Linked DNA regions of Homo sapiens: region 1 is linked to region 2. The links are chromatin loops, found by intact Hi-C in ENCODE. Cell type or tissue: PC-9. All regions are shown on one strand. Links, peaks and the distances in the headings refer to the core of each region. The heading gives the core; the rest is flanking DNA. Region 1 has its middle 80 kb from the start of LINC02111. Region 2 overlaps BASP1 (brain abundant membrane attached signal protein 1).

Region 1 (9,326 bases), core at 687-8,686, 57 kb after region 2:
GCTCACTGCTGTCACACTTTCTTGACTTGTCCTTGGATCCTTCTCAGCTTTGGGTCATCACTTCTTCACCAGCCTTGCAACTCTGGGTATTTCAAATGATTCACTATAGGCCTGAGGCAAATTTGCCATGCTCTTAGCTGAGCAGCCAGTTGTCACCTTGAGTCACAGGCTTGAGGTCACCATTGGTACTGCCACTTAAAAACTGAGATCTATGCTTCTGCTCCGGCCCCATGTTTTCTGCATAGACTTGTGTACACTTGCTGTTCTCTGCTGCATCTCAAAACCCTGAATTTTTTGTCTGTAGTGGGGCTGAGAAGTCTTGTTTTCTTATCATTACCCTATGGTACCTACCTGGAGTAAACTGCTGCATGTAGAACTTCTGTGTGGAGGGCCTCTCATTCTGAGACAGAGTCCAGACTTGCAGAGAGCTGCTCCAAAAGCAATACTGAGTGATTTTCACAGCCTTGTAGCTTGGCTGGGGGGAGGGTGGAGCAGAAGAGCTGCTGCCAATTCCAGTTCAGCTTACGGGAGGCAATCCTCCTGTTCTCCCCTGGGAATCTTGGGTGGATACTGTGCAGGCTGTTATGCATCACACTTATTTTACCCTTAACAGTATAGCCTGGAGATCGTGCCGTATGAGGGCATGTCAAACTGTCTCATATTTTTAGAGACTACGTATTATGATTTATTTAGCAATTTCCTTATTGAGAAATGCCCAAACTTTTGATCACAGACACTGTTACATCAAATGTGCCTGCACACAGGCTATTTCACCCATGTGCCAATAAATCTTTCTCAGAAACTTTCAGTTGACACAAATTAGTAAAATGAAGAAAGAAAGATGCTGTACTACTCGTAACAGAAAGGCCATGGGACCAGGAATCAGAAGACCTGGGTTCAAGTCTCAGCTCTACTAATTTGTGAGATTTGGACTAAACAACTTGTCTGAAGCTCAATTTCCTCATAAGTAAAATGGAAATAAAATCCCTTGCTTTGCTTTACTTATGAGGGTTTTATAACCGTTAGATCTCCAAACACCCCCCCTCGCTCCCTCCTCTCCTCTTTCGCTTCCTTCCTTCCTCCTTTCTTTCTCACCCAGTGTTCTTTCTACTCTTCCAAAACTTTAGGAAAATTCAATTTTTCGTCTTCCAGAACCTACTCAGTAGCATACTCCGAAGGAGCTCTGCTCCCTTTTTGGTGTCTCTGGTGTGGGATGGGCCCACGTGCTATCACTGTAGCTCTTATCCGTTTTCAGTAGGCCCAGAGGGACTAGACTGCCTTGAGATGGGTCTAATATGCTCGCCTGAGAATGGTTGAAGGGGTGAGTTGGTGTCTGAAAACATTTCAGCAGGCAACATTCTTTGCTCCAGAAATTCTAGCAGATCCTCTTGCACTTGAAAGAAATGTGATTATTTTTATTTCAAGGGCAATCGTTGGAACTCTAATGAGCAATTTTCATACCACTGAAAAACTAATATAGGACATAATGACTCTGAGTTTGCATGTCATGGGGACAGGACTTGGGAAAAACTTTCAGTGTTTCTAAATTGGGGTGGCCCAAATCTCCCTGGTCCTCTCCATTTCACTTACACTGGTGGGAGAGAGTGACTTCAACTAAGGATTCGAAAGGAATGAAGCCCTCTTTGTGCAAAACTGTCAGTCGGGAGATCATTACGTTTCTTTTTTCTTTTTTGAGACAGAGTATTGCTTGGTCACCCAGGCTGGAGTGCAGTGCAATCTTGGCTCACTGCAACCTTTGCCTCCCAGGTTCAAGCAATTCTCCTGCCTCAGCCTCCAGAGTAGCTGGGACTACAGGTGCGCACCACCGCACCCGGCTAATTTTTATATTTTTAGTAAAGATGGGGTTTTACCATGTTGGCCAGGCTGGTTTCAAACTCCTGACCTCAAGTGTTCTGCCTCCCTTGGCCTCCCAAAGTGCTGGGATTACAGGCGTGAGCCAGCACTCCCAGCCTGGTAATTACTTTTCACAGGACAGCCCTCATCCTGCTTTATTTATTTCATGATTAACCCCTTATAGATTTGACTTAACAATGACAGAGCAGTTTTAGAAATTATTATGGAACTAGGTGCTTTGCTAGCCAGTACAGTTATATAAATGGATAAGATGCACTGTAGTTCCCCTTAATCAGCAGAGGATATGTTCCAAGACCCCCAGTGGGTGCCTGAAACTAGGGATATTACCAAACTCTATGTATACTATGTTTTTGCAATCTGATAACCGAGCTGGCTAAGTGAGGAACTGGTGGGTAGCATAGACAGCTTGAAAACATAGGACAAGGGGATGAGTCATGTCCCTGGTGGGACAGAGTGGAACGGCGTGAGATTTTACACTACACAGAACGGTGTGCATGAAAATTCCAGCATAAAGACAGAAACATAACTGGAATTTCATGCACACTGTTCTGAGTGTAATTTTGTTCCACTGTGTGGAAGTTTGTTTCACACACACCATTCTCAGTGGAATTATTATTTATGTCTGGAATTTTCCATGTAATATTTTTGGATTGTTGTTGACTGTGAGTAACAGCAGAAAGTAAAAATATGGGTAAGGGGGTACTATTGTAGTTTCTTTCCAGAAACAATTTATTGTTCAGTGGAGAAGAAAGACAGACAGACAGATAATTTGTTGTTGTTTTTTCCCCAGAACAAATCCACTCAATATTCACAATAAAGCATTAAAATACTCTCGGTAGTCTGGGCAATACTGGTAACTACTTGTTCCTAGAGTTTTCAAGTTCTAGAAAGGAGAATATATCAAACCTTGCTGCTTAGCAGCTAACATGAATTGTGCAAATAATCATTTCCATATTCATTCAGCATCAGAATATGAATTACCAGGCACCAGAGATACAAATCCTTGCCCTTAAACACCTTCTAATGGCAAGGTGGAAATTGTAGCATCACAGACTCGTGTGAAAGACTGCATGCTTGTCTGTATGGTAGAGTGTCCTGCGTCAGGATCAACAAGGCTGCAAGGTTGGGAAATATTTTTCTTGTAAAGAAATGTTGCTTATAATGGTATTTGTTTTGCTTAAAGTTTGACCTAAGCCGTGACGATAACTCAGTTGGGTCACTCAGCTTTGAGATAACAAAGATCTCTGTGTTTATCTTTTACCATTCGGGAAAATTTTCTAAAAGGTTTCATCTGTCTGGAAAAGGATACATTGAGAAGGTAGAGCTATACACTGAGTAAAAACAGAGCTTGAAAGTTTTTGACAGGTGGAGAGCCCTAATTATACATACATGAATAAGGATCTTGTTTATTATAAAGAGGAATGTTTTGTTTGTTTAAGGAAGACAACATGTCTTTCTTAAAACTGCCACTTCAGTGAGAGTATCAGATTGGCATTTGGTAGGAACAAGAAGTAGCAGAGTTAATTCGGTTGTCACAATTCTCTCTCACCAACATAATTAATATTGTAATAAATGAAAAACCCTTTCGTGGAATTTTTAAAAAAGGCATAATTAATGTTAGAAAGCTAACAACATCAACCTTAGTTGTGACTAAGTAGCGACTTATACAACTCATAACCATTTTGACTGAATTGACAAGGATAACATAAATAAATACAAGCTAAATCTTGCAACTTTTGTTGAAGTACATAGGTTCAGGAAAAATAACCTCCATATAATGAGGAAGTAGAATGATGCCTGGGGTTTGTGCTCTTTGAAGTCACAAAAGAAGTCACAGCAAGATTAGGAATATCTCAAGATCTCCTAAACTCCAGCTCAGTGCATCCCCCATATTCACATACTTCGTATGATCGCCAAGTGATTATTTGAGCAGCTATTTGGCTCTAGATAGAAATGGAATTTTTATTGTCACAATTCATTTAAATGGTGTTGACTTTGGGTGGCGAACAAGCTGGGATCAGACCAGCTTGATAGTGTGCTTCAGGCAATGATGTCAGCAGTTGCGTGTTAAACAAATAAATTAGAGATTCCTTTAATGCCAAGTTACACAATCAGAAAGACAACAATCTGTTTCCATTTGCTTTTTACAACGTTTGTGTAACTTCAGGGCAAAACTTAGAGCAAGTCCACTGGCAAACCCGGGAGGCGGGGGCTAGTGATTATTTTCTAACATGGCAGATAAATGCGACAAACGCTCCGACCGTAAGTCCCTGAGCCTGGCAGTGGAATGCTCCCCACCCACAGGCCATACTCCTGGTGCGCCTGACTTCTCAGCTGTTCAGGGCTGTTTCCTGGGCAGGCTGCAGTCTGCCCTGGCCTGTTTCTGGAGTGCTGAGCAAGCATGCCTGCAGGCCCCATTACAGCACACAGCCAACTGGCCCAGGTAGGGCTGCCTCACTCCCCAGCAAGGGGGCCCAGCTGGAGCTCGAGGAGATGCTGGTCCCCAGGAAGATGTCCATCAGCCCCCTGGAGAGCTGGCTTACAGCCTGCTGCCTCCTGCCCAGACTGGATGCCCAGACCCCAGGGACTGCGGCTCCAGCCCAATTCTATGAGTGTCTCCCTAGCCAGATGGGGGAAGGGGCCAAGCAGGAGGATGAGAAGGCCTGGGATACAACTCAGATGCAGAGCAAAAACGTGCTGAAGACCCGCCGGCAGAAGATGAACCACCACAAGCACCGGAAGCTGTGAGGCCGCTGTTCCTGCGGCGGGCGCCTGAAACGGAAGCCGATCAAGCTCAAGAGAGACCCGAGGAGTATCTGGGTGAAGGCGGGTCTGAAGGAAACCCCTGGAGGCTGGCAGACCCCCAAGATCTACCTGAGGGGCAGATGAGTCTGGTACCTCCCTTCCCGCCCCGTTGCTGCTGGTGATCCATGGTAATAAGTGCTCAGAGGACTCAGCTGTTAAAATAAATAAATAAATAAAAATAAAAAAATAAAAAAAAAAAAGAGAGAGAAATGCTGAGAAAAACTTCCAGCCTATTTCTTCAACCTCCAGGAAGTGTGTGAGGTGAACAGTTGGTTGTAGGGCGAAGGCTGTAAGAATCTTCATTCAAGGGACCAGTCCGCACTGACACCTGCCTCCAGATTGCAACAATTCTCTATGAAGTGTGCATTCAGCTGTATGCTATTTAGCGCTGTGTTAATTATTATTGTTGGTAATAACAACTATCGTCTATTGAGGGGCTTTTTTTTTTAACTTTTATTTTAGGTTTGGGGGTACAAGTGATGTTCCACAGGTAAACAAGTGTCACAGGATTTGTTGTACAGATTATTTCATCACCCAGGTATTAAGCCCAGTACCCAATAGTTACCTTTTCTGCTCCTCTCGCTCCTCCCACCCTTCACACTCAAGTAGACCCCAATATCTGTCGTTTCCTTCTTTGTGTTCATGAGTTCTTATCATTTAGCTCCCACTTATAAGTGAGAACATGTGGTATTTGGTTTCCTGTTCCTCCATTAGTTTGCTAAGGATAATGGCCTCCAGCTCCATCCATGTTTCCACAAAAGACATGATCTCATTCCTTTTAATGGCTGCATAGTATTCCATGGTGTATATGTACCACATTTTCTTTATCCAGTCTATCACTGATGGGCATTTAGGTTGATTCCATGTCTTTGCTATTGTGAATAGTGCTGCAATGAACATTCGCGTGCATGTGTCTTTATAGCAGAATTATTTATATTCCTCTGGGTATATGCCCAGTAATGGGATTCCTGGGTCGAATGACAGTTCTGCTTTTAGCTCTTTGAGGAATCACCATACTGCTTATGTGCCAGGCACTCATTTAGGGGCTTAAATATATTTGATTCTTCACCACTGTGGGGTCATCTAAAACATCTTTTAAAATTTCAAATATGACTTATAAACAGATCCAGAAATGGATTAAGGAGGGGGAGTAAAAAGAATAAACTTGAAAACAAGTACTCAGATAAATACCTGTACATGACTTTTCATAGAAGCATTATTCACAATAGCCAAAAGGTGAAAACAGCCTAATGTTCATCAATGGATGAATTAATAAGCAAACTTTGGTATATCTATGCAACTGAATATTATTTAGCAGTAAAGAAAAGAAGTACTGATACATGCTACAACATGGGTGAACTTGGAAAACATCATTCTGAGTGAAAAAAATGCAACACGAAAGGTCTCATATTGCATGCTTTTCTTTATTACCAGTGGGTACCTGGTTTTCTTTTGGGGCAATGAAAATATTTTAGAACTAGAGAGAGGGGGTAGTTGAACAACACTGCAAATGTACCAAATGCCACTGAATTGCACACTTTAAAATTAATTGTATGTTATATGAATTTTACCTCAATAATAATAACAGGCTGGGTGTGGTGGCTCACACTTGTAATCCCAGCACTTTAGGAGGCCGAGGCCAGTGAGTCATGAGGTCAGGAGTTAGAGAACAGCTTGGCCAACATAGTGAAACTTTTAGTCTCTACTAAAAATACAAAAAAATTAGCTGGGCATAGTGGCGGGCGCCTGTAATCCCAGGTACTCGAAAGGCTGAGGCAGGAGAATCGCTTGAACCCAGGAGGCGGAGGTCACAGTGAGCCGAGATCTTGCCGCTGCACTCCAGCCCGGATGACAGAGTGAGATTCCATCTCAAACAAACAAACAAACAAACAGAAAACAAAACAAGAAGAAAGAATAAACCTAGAATAAAAGTCTCTCTCTCTCTCTCTCTCTCCCTCTCCCTCCCTCCCCCTCTGTCTCTCTTTCTTTCTTTCTTTCTCTCTTTCTTTCTCTTTCTTTCTTTCTTTTCTTTTCTTTCTTTCCTTTTTTCTTTCTTTCTCTCTTTCTTTTCTTGACAGGGTCTCACTCTGTCCCCCAGGCTAGAGTGTAGTGGTGCAATCTTGGCTCACTGTAGCCTCAGCTTTCTGGGCTCAAGTGATCCTCCTACATCAGCCTCCTTAGTAGTTGGCACTACAGGCTAATTTTTATTTGTTTGTTTTGTAGAGACAGAGTTTTGCCATGTTGCCCAGGCTGGTCTGAAACTCCTGGGCTCAAGTGATCCTCCCACTTTGGCCTCCAAAATGCTGGGATTACAGACATGAGCCACTGCACCTGGCCTAGAAATTTTATTATTTTTATTCACTGCTATGCCTTAAACAATGCCCTACACAGGGCAGGTGTGCAGTACATATTTGGTGAATAAATGTATGGATGAACATCAGTATTGAGTCTTAGTTTTCTTCAACATCAGGCATCATGGGTACTATATTAGCCAGGGTTCTCCAATGAAACAGAACATATAAATATAAAGAGATTTATTATAAGGTATTGGCTCATGTGACTATAGGGGCTGAGAAGACCTAAGGTCTACTGTCTGCAAGCTGGAGACCGAGGAAATCCAGAGGTGTAGTTCAAAGGCCTCAGGACCAGGAGCACTGCAAGCAGATCCGTGCCCTAGCTCAACCAGGAAGGAAGAGAGGGAATCCAATCTTCCTCCACCCTTTGATTCTATTGAGGTCATCAGTGGACTGAATGATGCTCAGCACAATGGGGAGGATTATCTGCTTTACTCAGCCCACCAATGTAAATGATAATCTCTTCAGGAAACATCCTCACAGATGTGCCAGAAATAATGTTCAATCAGCTATCTGGGCATCCCATGGACAAGCCAAATTGACTCATAAAATTAACCATTAACCATCACAGATACCATAAAGGCGTAGAATTTTCTAAAGAAAAGGAATTTTTTTTTTTTTTGAGATGGAGTCTTGTTTTGTTGCCCAGGCTGGAGTGCAATGGCACAATCTTGGCTCACTGCAAGCTCCACCTCCCGGGTTCAAGTGATTCCCCTGCCTCAGCTTCCCGAGTAGCTGGGATTACAGGTGCCCACCACCACACCCAGCTAATTTTTGTATTTTTAGTAGAGACGGGGTTTCACCAGTTTGGCCAGGCTGGTCTCGAACTCCTGACCTCAGGTGATCCACCCACCTCGGCCTCCTAAAGTGTTGGGATTACAGGCGTGAGCCACTGTGCCTGGCCAGGAGGTACTTTTTAATCTTTTACTGCCACCTGGAAATGGAGGATGCCGTTTAGATAGTTTTGGAATGAAACTAAAGACAATCTAGTTGGCAAGATGAGACAGGTAAACAGAAAGTTAAATGATAATGCAGGAGAATAATATGATGTTATAGTGGAAGAAACAACCATCTGGGAATCATTAGATTTCATTTTTGATTCTGACTATTTTACTCAGGAGAGGATTTCAATCTCTGTGGGCCTCAATTTTCTCATTGGTAAATTTAGAAGGTGAGACCAGATGGCTTCTCTGACCCATTCTATACTTTACTTGTTATGCACATTTGTTTGGCAAAGGACACGAACTCTATGAATTTAAATGAATAGAAAATCCTCCTAGGTCAGGTCAGTTAATTCTTCCTCCACCCTGATCATGTGACAGGTCAAAAGAAGAAGAAAGCTGAGAAAATCTCTTCTAAACATGAAATTCTGTTGCTTAGTATAATTTTGTGAAATGTGGGCGAGAGTGAATCCTAAGATATATCCCAAGCTTTTTGAGGAAACGATTCTTATTTAGGAAAGTGATGAGTATGTGAAATTTGACTTACTCTTGTAAATTTTTTTTGAGATGGAGTCTCGCTCTGTCACCCAGGTGGGAGTGCAGTGGCATGATCTCGGCTCACTGCAACCTCTATCTCCTGGGTTCAAGTGACTCTCCTGCCTCAGCCTCCTGAATAGCTGGGATTAAAGGCATGTGCCACCATGCCCAGCTAATTTTTGTATTTTTAGTAGAGATGAAGTTTCACCATGTTGCCCATGCTGGTCTCGAACTCCTGACCGCAAATGATACGCGCACCTCGGCCTTCCAAAGTGCTGGGATTATAGGCGTGAGCCACTTCGCCTAGCCTGATGCAAACTTTTGAAGAAACTAAATACTGTATTCAAAAAAAATTATAAAGGCTACTAGGATCGTAAGTGCATCGTTAAGCCTACACATCAGTGAAAGTGTATCCAGAATTGGTGGGTTCTTGGTCTCACTGACTTCAAGAATGAAGCCGCGGACACTCGCGGTGAGTGTTACAGCTCTTAAGGCAGCACTTCTGGAGTTGTTCGTTCCTCCTGGTGCGCTCGTGGTCTCGCTGGCTTTAGGAGAAAAGCTGTAGATCTTCGTGGTGAGTGTTACAGCTCATAAAAGCAGTGTGGACCCAAAGAGTGAGCAGTAACAAGATTTACTGCAAAGAGTGAAAGAACAAAGTTACCATAGCGTGGAAGGGGACCCGAGCGGGTTGCCACTGCTGGCTCAGGCAGCCTGCTTTTATTCTCTTATCTGGCCCCACCCACATCCTGCTGATTGGTAGAGCCCAATGGCCTGTTTTGATAGGGCGCTGATTGGTGCCTTTACAATCCCTGAG
Region 2 (8,640 bases), core at 641-8,640:
TCTCCCATTTTGAAGATGGAGTTTTATGTTATAATTGTTGATATTACAACAGACATCTTACAAATGCTAAATCTAAATGCCAAATATATGATATTATTGTATTCAGGAGACCAAATCTATCAATACCACTTTGTGGTTAATTTATTTTTAAAAATAAACACTCTTACCTCAGCAATTTAATATGAGATTAATGATAATAAATTTTATAGGCCTTTAAAAATTAGTAGGCTCTGTGTAGAAAGTTACTTTTTTTTTTTTCTCTAGGCAGAAAATCTCAGTTTTTACTGTTTGGCTTACTTTTTTAAAAAACAAAAACTTACAGAGAAAAATTGCTGGAGTGGCTGAAGGAAAAATGGAGAAAGGGATAAAAGAAAGATGGAAGAAGAAATTGAGATCACAGTGAATAAATACATTGCTCAGGATAACTCAGGGGGTAGCAGAAGCCCTGGGATTCAGAACCAAGTCTGTATAATGCCTGAGCTTGTGTGCTGGCTTTCATGGAGTCAAAATGTAAAACTAGGGGACAGTAGGGCATTACTACTAATAAGTCGAATAATACCAACGCGTGGATAGAGAAAAAAAAATCAAGAGAATTCCAGGAAAAAGAAAAAAACACCACGGTTAGATGTTTTCTAGAATTTTCTATAATTATTGGAGAAGGTTTCTCTGGGGTATTTGGAGGAGTTCTTTCAGCCAGAAACAATAGCCACAACTTGTCCCAGCTGTGGGATGGGCTTGGCCTCTTTAAAGGACAGTTGAGACTCTCTTGACAAGAACCCAACACTGTAAAATAAAAGACCTGGCCGGGCGCGGTGGCTCACGCCTGTAATCCCAGCACTTTGAGAGGCCAAGGCGGGTGGATCATAAGGTCAGGAGTTCGAGGCCTGCCTGGCCAACATGGTGAAACCCTGTCTCTACTAAAGATAAAAAAAAAAAAAAATTACCTGGGAGTGGTGGTGCGCACCTGTCATCCCAGCTACTTGGGATGCTGAGGCAGGAGAATCGCTTGAACCTGGGAGGCAGAGGTTGCGGTGAGCCGAGATGGCACCATTGCACTCCATCCTGGGTGACAGGGTGAGACTGTGTCTCAATAAATAAATAAAAGACTTTTGGAAAGGTGGAGACTCTAGACTGCAGGAGATGTGGCCGCCCCGAAAACTGGCTGAACTTTGTTAAATACAACTCATGATTAGAGGAATGAATAGTGCTGTGTTTTAACTTTGTAAAATACAACTCATGATTAGAGGAATGAATAATGTCAACTCACATCTCTGTGACTAGATGCAGGCTTCTTAGGATATTTGTAACTTGAAGAAATCTGGAAGGACCTCATTCTCTAATTGCCCATTTTCCCAATTTGCTTTACAAATCCTTCTGTGGAAAGTCTTTTTGAAAATAGCATTTTTGCTCCCTCTTAGCCTCTGGGGTTCTGAACGCTTTGGCAGTGACCATTGAGAATCACCCTGCCTTCCATCAGTTACCTTGTATCACCTTATAAAAGTCATTTGGCCGTTGCAGTGGCTCACACCTGTAATCCCAGCACTTTGTGAGGCTGAGGCCAGCGGATTGCCTGAGTACAGAAGTTGAAGACCAGTCTGGGTAACATGGCGAAACCCTGTGTCTACAAAAAATACAAAAAATAGCTGGGCATGGTGGTGCACCTGTAGTCCCAGCTACTCCGGAAGCTGAGGTGGGAGGATTGCTTGTGTCCAGGAGGCAGAGGCTGCAGTGAGCCGAGATTGCGTTGTTGCACTCCAGCCTGGGCGACAGAGCCAGACCCTGTCTCTAAATAAATAAATAAATAAGTAGATAGATAAATGCCATTTGGATTTCTGAAAGCAAGGTTTGTCTTTTAAATGTCAGTTGGATTTCCGAATGTTGGATTCTTAAAGTTCTGAACATGTAAAGTATAGGCCACTGGATCTCAGAGCTTTTTATCCAGGTGCCCAGAGGCTGAGAAAATGCCCCATAGGTTCTATAAAGGACATGGATCCTGACTTCATACAGGTCAACAACTATGTTACTGTGTTTTTATCTGGTTTAGAGGATGGGAAACCCATCAGTGTTATTATGCCTTCATTCAATTATGGAAGAAATCGGTTGAATACCAGACTGCCCAATGAATGTAGTTTCTGTATATTTTCAGGCTTTTAGACTGATCTGAAGTTGTGCCTCTATGCACGAATGCTGCTTCTTCAAAAGGTGCCAGTGGCTGGGGGTCAACTTTGATGTGGCCTATAAAGTTCCTGGCCCAGCACTTAGGCCTGCCTTTCAGGACATAACCTCTCAGCTGGATTTAAGAAATAGCATCTCTTTCAGTGTGAGGCAGCGGCAGGAATGAAGTGTGTTCGTGTCCGTGTGCTGGCGCTTCGTATGTACATTTTTGTTGCGTCTTTAACTTAGAAAATCAGTAGACTTTATGAGTATCAGAGGATAAATGTACTGCAGAGGATGAGAAAATATTTAGCGTTTTTGTGGTCTCTCTTCAGCAGTGCCTCCCTCTTTCCTGGAAAAGGGCATTGGTGACCAGAGAAATTGTGATTCTGTTTGCATCCTAGGCCACCATGGAGTTGACTTATGTGTAGACTGGCCATAGCCCAGGGTCATCCCTCCCCTCTCTGTCTTGTTCTCAGTTGCTTGTCATCATTTCCATTCAAACACTTGAATATTCCAGATCTGGGATAGTGGGCAGATGGTTTCATGCTATTCAATATTCTAGTAAATATCTTTTCAATGGTTACCTGTAGTCAGTCACATTGTCAGAATTCTCACTTCAGCTATACGTGTGACAATCCCTTGGCTCACACTTAAATTTAACCCAGTGCTTGTAAACTGTGGAAATTAAAGGACCTAGTTGATACCAAATGTCCGTTATCTGGAGTAGCCTCTGTCGGTAGCTGGATGCCTTCATTTGATGTGAAAACAATTGTGTCATAGTTGAAAATAAAAGAATGTTTTTCAGCATGTGCTGTTGCTGTGTGCTGGATAAGACTTTTATAATTAAAAATTTCCCCTGAATGTCAATACATATATGGTATTCATTTTATAGTGGACTATGCTGTGTTACTTTAGAGAGGCTACTGCTGCAGAACCATCAGAAAATATCTGTTTCAGCCCCAATTGGACATGACTCTCGGGTATGCTGTTGTTTAATAATCATTACATTAGACGGTTCAATCTTTATCCAAAGATTGGACATTCTCATTGCATACATTTGAGGGTTAATAAAACCAAGCTCAGGCACTTCGGTATTCTTTTAAACTCTGAATGATGTCCCCTGTAGAATGTGAATGATTTCCAGCCCGTGTTTACCATGTCCTAAAACACGCATATTTATGGGTGCCTACAAGATGGCACAGAATGAATCAAAACCATAATCTCTTAAAAAATATGTACCACACTGCAGTTGTGCTTGTTGATAATTTAAAAAGCACGTTTACATGTGGTGCGCCTATTCTAGGTCTCCTTGATTTCCTTCTTCCCTTTGTACCACCACTCCATGGGCTGTAGCATCCTTTAAGTATGGAGGCCCTGCTCCATGTCATAGTAACCATCAACACACACTCCCATCCCCAATTAACTGTAGTTTGCAAAATTATATATGTGTTGCATTGTAGAGGCTCATTGGCATAAGTATTCCTGTAGACAAACACTTATTAAAATCTAGAGGTCTTCTTTTTTGTATTTTGGTGGCACTATTTTATTTTCTGAGATCTCAAACTTTTACACTTTCATGGCCCTTGTGAGCTCAGACCCCCTTATTCTGTGCCTGCAGAGCCCAACGCAGGAACCGTCCCTGTTGTTGGCCTTGCATTGATGGTGGGCCTGTCCTGTGTGGGGTGCAGTAAATGTGAGTCTTCCTGCAGCCTTCTTGCTTTCATCCAGAAGCAAATTTGGTCAAAACAAGAAGCCATCTGCTCCTCTCTTGGGGATGCCTGTAGCAGCAAGTCAGGATTTTTATCTCCTTGGATTGCAACATTCAGGGCCTTCTGCGTGGTAGATCCCTACTGAGCTTTGGGGCCAGCAAAAGTCTAGATGGGTATGATTAACTGGTGAGGAATTTCAGAAGCCAGATGCAGTTACTGTTCCAACCATGAGGCTTTTCCAGTCACATTGAGTCAATGCTAAGGCATTTTCCTGGCATACACTTTTTTTAACCCTTCCTAAAATCACAAAACCAAAGGGTTTTAACCCTTTGAGTTTGAGATCTCAGAAAATAAAATAGTGCCACCAAAATACAAAAAAGACCTCTAGATTTTAATGTGACCACAACCTTTTTACCTTTTTTAAACTTCAATTTAGACTCTATTTTTTTTCTATAAATGATTCTGTCTGTAGTAACGTTTATCTATCTTTGCATCTTCCGACTTTATTAATTTTTCTTCAACCCACAACTTGATCTAAGTCTTTTTCTTGACCATTTGTAAGGCTTCTCATTCTAATGTGTTTTAAGGATTTCCTTTTATTTTTACCTATTGCTGACACCCTTCTTGCTAGTGCTGTTTTGTCCACCTATACTGAGGTACACCATTGATTTTAATTTTTTTTTCTTCTTGTTTTTAAGACTGGAGTCTTGGTCTGTCCTCCAGGCTGGAGTGCAGTGGTGTGATCTCAGCTCACTGTAACCTCCGCCTCTTGGATTCAAGCAATTCTCGTGCCTCAGCCTCTAAGTAGCTGGGGTTACAGACATGTGCCACCACGCCCAGCTAATTTTTGTATGTTTTTTTTAGTAGAGATGAGATTTCACCATGTTGGCCAGTCTGGTCTCAAACTCCTGACCTCAAGTGATCCACCTGCCTTGGCCTCCCAAAGTGCTGGGATGATAGGCGTGAGCCACCGCGCCCGGCCCTGATTTTAATTTGGGGCATATTCCACTTGACTTTAAAAGGTCGCTTTGTTCTTTACAAAACTTTGCACTTCGTAAAAAGTGTGTTCTTTGATGAACTTGTCTATTCTTTTCTGAAATTTTCAGCATTGACTTTATGGTAACTATTAACAATCAGTCTAATTTTTTGTTACTATTTATTTTTTACAGCATCAATATATAATTTATGTGGAGAAGTCAATGAACAGACTTGGCATTTTTAAGTGATTCTATACTCCAAATACTGGTCATTGAGAAAAGTTTGTTTGAGAGATGATCATAGGGGAAGGGGTCGCATGAATATTGTATCGTCTAATGTATTGAAGTTTATTTTTATTTTTATTTTTATTTTAGTTTTTTGAGACGGAGTCTCGCTTTGTCGCCCAGGCTGGAGTGCAGTGGCCCGATCTCGGCTCACTGTAAGCTCCACCTCCCGGGTTCATGCCATTCTCCTGCCTCAGCCTCCCAAGTAGCTGGGACTACAGGTGCCCACCACCATGCCCGGCTAATTTGTTGTATTTTTAGTAGAGATGGGGTTTCACTGCGTTAGCCAGGATGGTCTCGATCTACTGACCTCGTGATCCGCCCGCCTCGGCCTCCCAAAGTGCTGGGATTACAGGCGTGAGCCACAGCGCCCGGCCAAAATATTTTAACCTGAATTTTTGGTGTTTGAAGAGTGGTTTTGAGCGATCTACACGCTGTTAGATTTAGATTTTGCTGCATAGAACAGAAAACCTAAAACTAAAATGGCTTACGTGAGAGAAAAGGTTAACTCTTCATATGTTAAATTCCAGAAATGGGTTCTAGGGCTGATCTGGTAGTTGAGGGGTGTGATCAAGTTTCCAGATTTCAGATATCCAAAATACCCTGATTTTATCATTACACATTGTATACAAATATCAAAATATCACATGTACCCCCAAAATATATAATGTGATTATATGTCAATACAAAACCATTAAATATCCCAAATACCCCGATTTTATCATTACACATTGTATACAAGTATCAAAATATCACATGTACCCCCAAAATACATAAAATGGTTATACATCAATACAAAAGCATTAAACATCCCAAATACCCTGATTTTATTATTACACATTGTATACAAGTATCAACATATCACATGTACCCCTAAAATATATAAAATGATTTTACATCAATACAAAACCATTAAATATATGTTAAAAAGATTTCAGACTCATCTCTCAGCTCTTCCTTCCACAGTGTTGGTTTCTGTGGAAGGGTCCAAACAGCGGCTGGAGCTCCAACTGTCTTTGTCTAGCAGCAGGAGGAGGTAGGGAAGAACAAAAGCTTTCTCAGAAGGCCATGCAGTATTTCAGCTCATATTTTGTTTTCTAGCACCTAGCAGTGGAGTTATGAACATATTTTAGTGGAACATATTTAGTGGAACATAAGCATTGGATGTGAGGGTAGCGGTGGTGGTGGTGAAAGTTGGTCCAGAAAGACTCCCACATTTCTGGCTGGGCGATGGGGTGGATGTGGTTCTAATCTCTTGGGAGGGAGCAGAGGAGAAAGAAGGTTCGGGTAGGTGAGAAAGGTAGTGATGAGCTCACTTGGGGAAATGTTGAGTTTGAAGGACATCCTGTTGGGTCAGTTGTAGACCACTATGTGCATGAGTCTGAAGCTCAAGAAATAATCTAGTGGGCGCTAGAGTGTAGACAAAGAATCCTCAGTATCCCAGAGGGCTTTCAAAACCCTTCAACTGGATGGGTCTCCCAGCAAGTGCACCAAGACTGAATTGGTGAGCGCCAAGGATGACAGCCCCTTGAACCTTTGGAGGAAGTCATGGACAGAGGGCAGAGGAGAGGAGCTTAGGTTGGGACTTGGAGATGAGAAAGCTAGGTCTAGGGAGAATTAAAGGGAAGCTGTGACTGGGGAGTAAGCTCATGATAAGAAACAGCTGTGTTTTCTTTAGCTTCATTTTTGCCATTCGGCTATTATTTTTTGGTATTATGGAAACATCGCAAACATGAACATTCTAACTTTAGAGGTGGGCAGGCAGGAGATAATCAGAAGGGCGCCACAAGACCATGTAATCTGCTCAAGAGGGAGCATTTAAGTCTTTATTGTCTTATTTAATTTTTATAAATCCCCTCTCATGTAAAGGTATTATTATCCCTATTTTGTACTTGTGTAAAAACAGGCTCAGAGGTTAGGTTACTTGCTGTGTGCCATGCAGCAGAAAGGGATGGAACTCTTGCTTGACACCCAAGCACGTTTTTTGGAGATGTTCTCTGTGGATGTTGTGCCTTGGCACCACACCTCCTGGGGAGTTTAACCTGTGTGTCCAGAGTTTTTGACCTGGTACGTGCTGTGTAGCAACCTGTCTCTTTGCTCTCAGGCAGAATACATAGAAGAAGGAATTAGAGTTAAGAAACAAAAAGACTATCTTGTTTCCCAATCTTAAAAAGTTCCCATGTGACATTGTTTTTCACTGATAATATTGTTGCAAACCAAAAAGTTCCTGATTAATCTTTGCAATATCCTTTAGACCTGAATCACACTCTCATCTGATCATAGGAACTGAGTCACTAGTGAAGTACCTTCATCTAAGACTCTGGGCAGGGGTCAGTCAAGTTTTTCTTAAAGGGCCAGATAATAATAAATACTTTAGACTTTCCCAGCCATGCAGTTTCTGTTGCAGCTCCTCAACTCTGCTCTTGAGTGTGAAAGCACTTGCTGATAATAGGTCAATGAATGGCCATGGCTGTGTTCCAATAAAACTTCAGGTAGCCCAGTATACTCACCTCTCCTCTAGAAGAAAAGACGAATTCTAGAATTTCTAGCTCATAATCTGGCAAGTAAAATCATCTGACAAAATCATAAAATAATCAATTGGTTTTTTTTTCATTATTTTCAAAGTTCAAAATATTTAGTTACTTTAAAAAGGACTTATCTCTGTAATGATTATTTATTTGTTTATTTGTATTTACTTTTTTAAGACAGGGTCTCACTCTGTCACTCAGGCTGGAGTGCAGTGGCGTGATAATGGCTCACTACAGCCTCACCCTACTGGGCTCAAGTAATTCTCCCACCTTAGCCTTCCCAGTAGCTGGGACTACAGGCGTACGCCACCATGCCCAGCTAATTCTTTGTATTTTTTGCAGAGATGGGGGTCTCACTATGTTTCCCAGGCTGGTCTGGAACCCCTGGACTGAAGTGATCCTCCTACCTTGGCCTCCCAAAGTGCTGGGATTACAGGCATGAGCTACCATGTCTGGCTTATAATGATCTTTTACAAGTGTAATGATGGTTTTAGGAGAACAGATGCACAGTATGACATTAGATTCCCCACTTTCTTCTCTATTTTGTTTCTTTCTGTGTAGTCTTGCTGGAATTCTGATTAATCATGGTCCTTCCCAATCTCTCAGAATGACCCATATCTTTCAGAACTATTGTCTTAATCATGAAGACCCTCAATTACCAAATTGAGAAGTTTATGTTGCTTTGACCACCATCTGTGTGCATCCCGATACCTGGGGTTACAGACTGGAATCTGTGATCAAGGGAGAGCGTGGATACTTGCTTTATTAACAAATTTACGTGTGTTTTACTCACCAGTGATGAGAAGACCACCGACACATTCAGGAGGCTTTATGGAACAGAGAAATCCTTCAACATTAATTACTGTATCTAGTGTTTTTTTTTGTTTTATGCAAAAGATGTACGTAGCTATTTTGGAAAAGCATTATAAGTAGAACTTGCATGTTGATAGCTTTAGGATGTGTTCAGATTACAAATCTCCATTT

Evidence for each region. Peaks named below come from ENCODE experiments on the same cell type or tissue, not always from the same donor. Only the 100,000 strongest peaks of a DNase experiment are listed, where the experiment ranks them.
Region 1: it touches region 2 in a loop (8-fold over the local background); 5 of 110 quality-filtered maps call a loop at or near these places.

Annotation. Positions count from the first base shown.
Region 1 is chr5:17,302,201-17,311,526 of GRCh38, forward strand. It overlaps the pseudogene LOC646012. Among named protein-coding and RNA genes, the nearest start is that of LINC02111, 80 kb to the right of the region's middle. RefSeq lists enhancers at 355-921, 9,220-9,326. In PC-9, for the core only: no CTCF peak of the experiment used is centred there; a DNase peak (open chromatin) is centred at 3,961; H3K4me3 peaks cover 848 bases; H3K27ac peaks cover 599 bases.
Region 2 is chr5:17,245,399-17,254,038 of GRCh38, forward strand. The region is part of intron 1 of BASP1 (brain abundant membrane attached signal protein 1); the gene reads left to right. Among named protein-coding and RNA genes, the nearest start is that of BASP1, 32 kb to the left of the region's middle. In PC-9, for the core only: no CTCF peak of the experiment used is centred there; DNase peaks (open chromatin) are centred at 4,023 and 7,333; H3K27ac peaks cover 2,246 bases.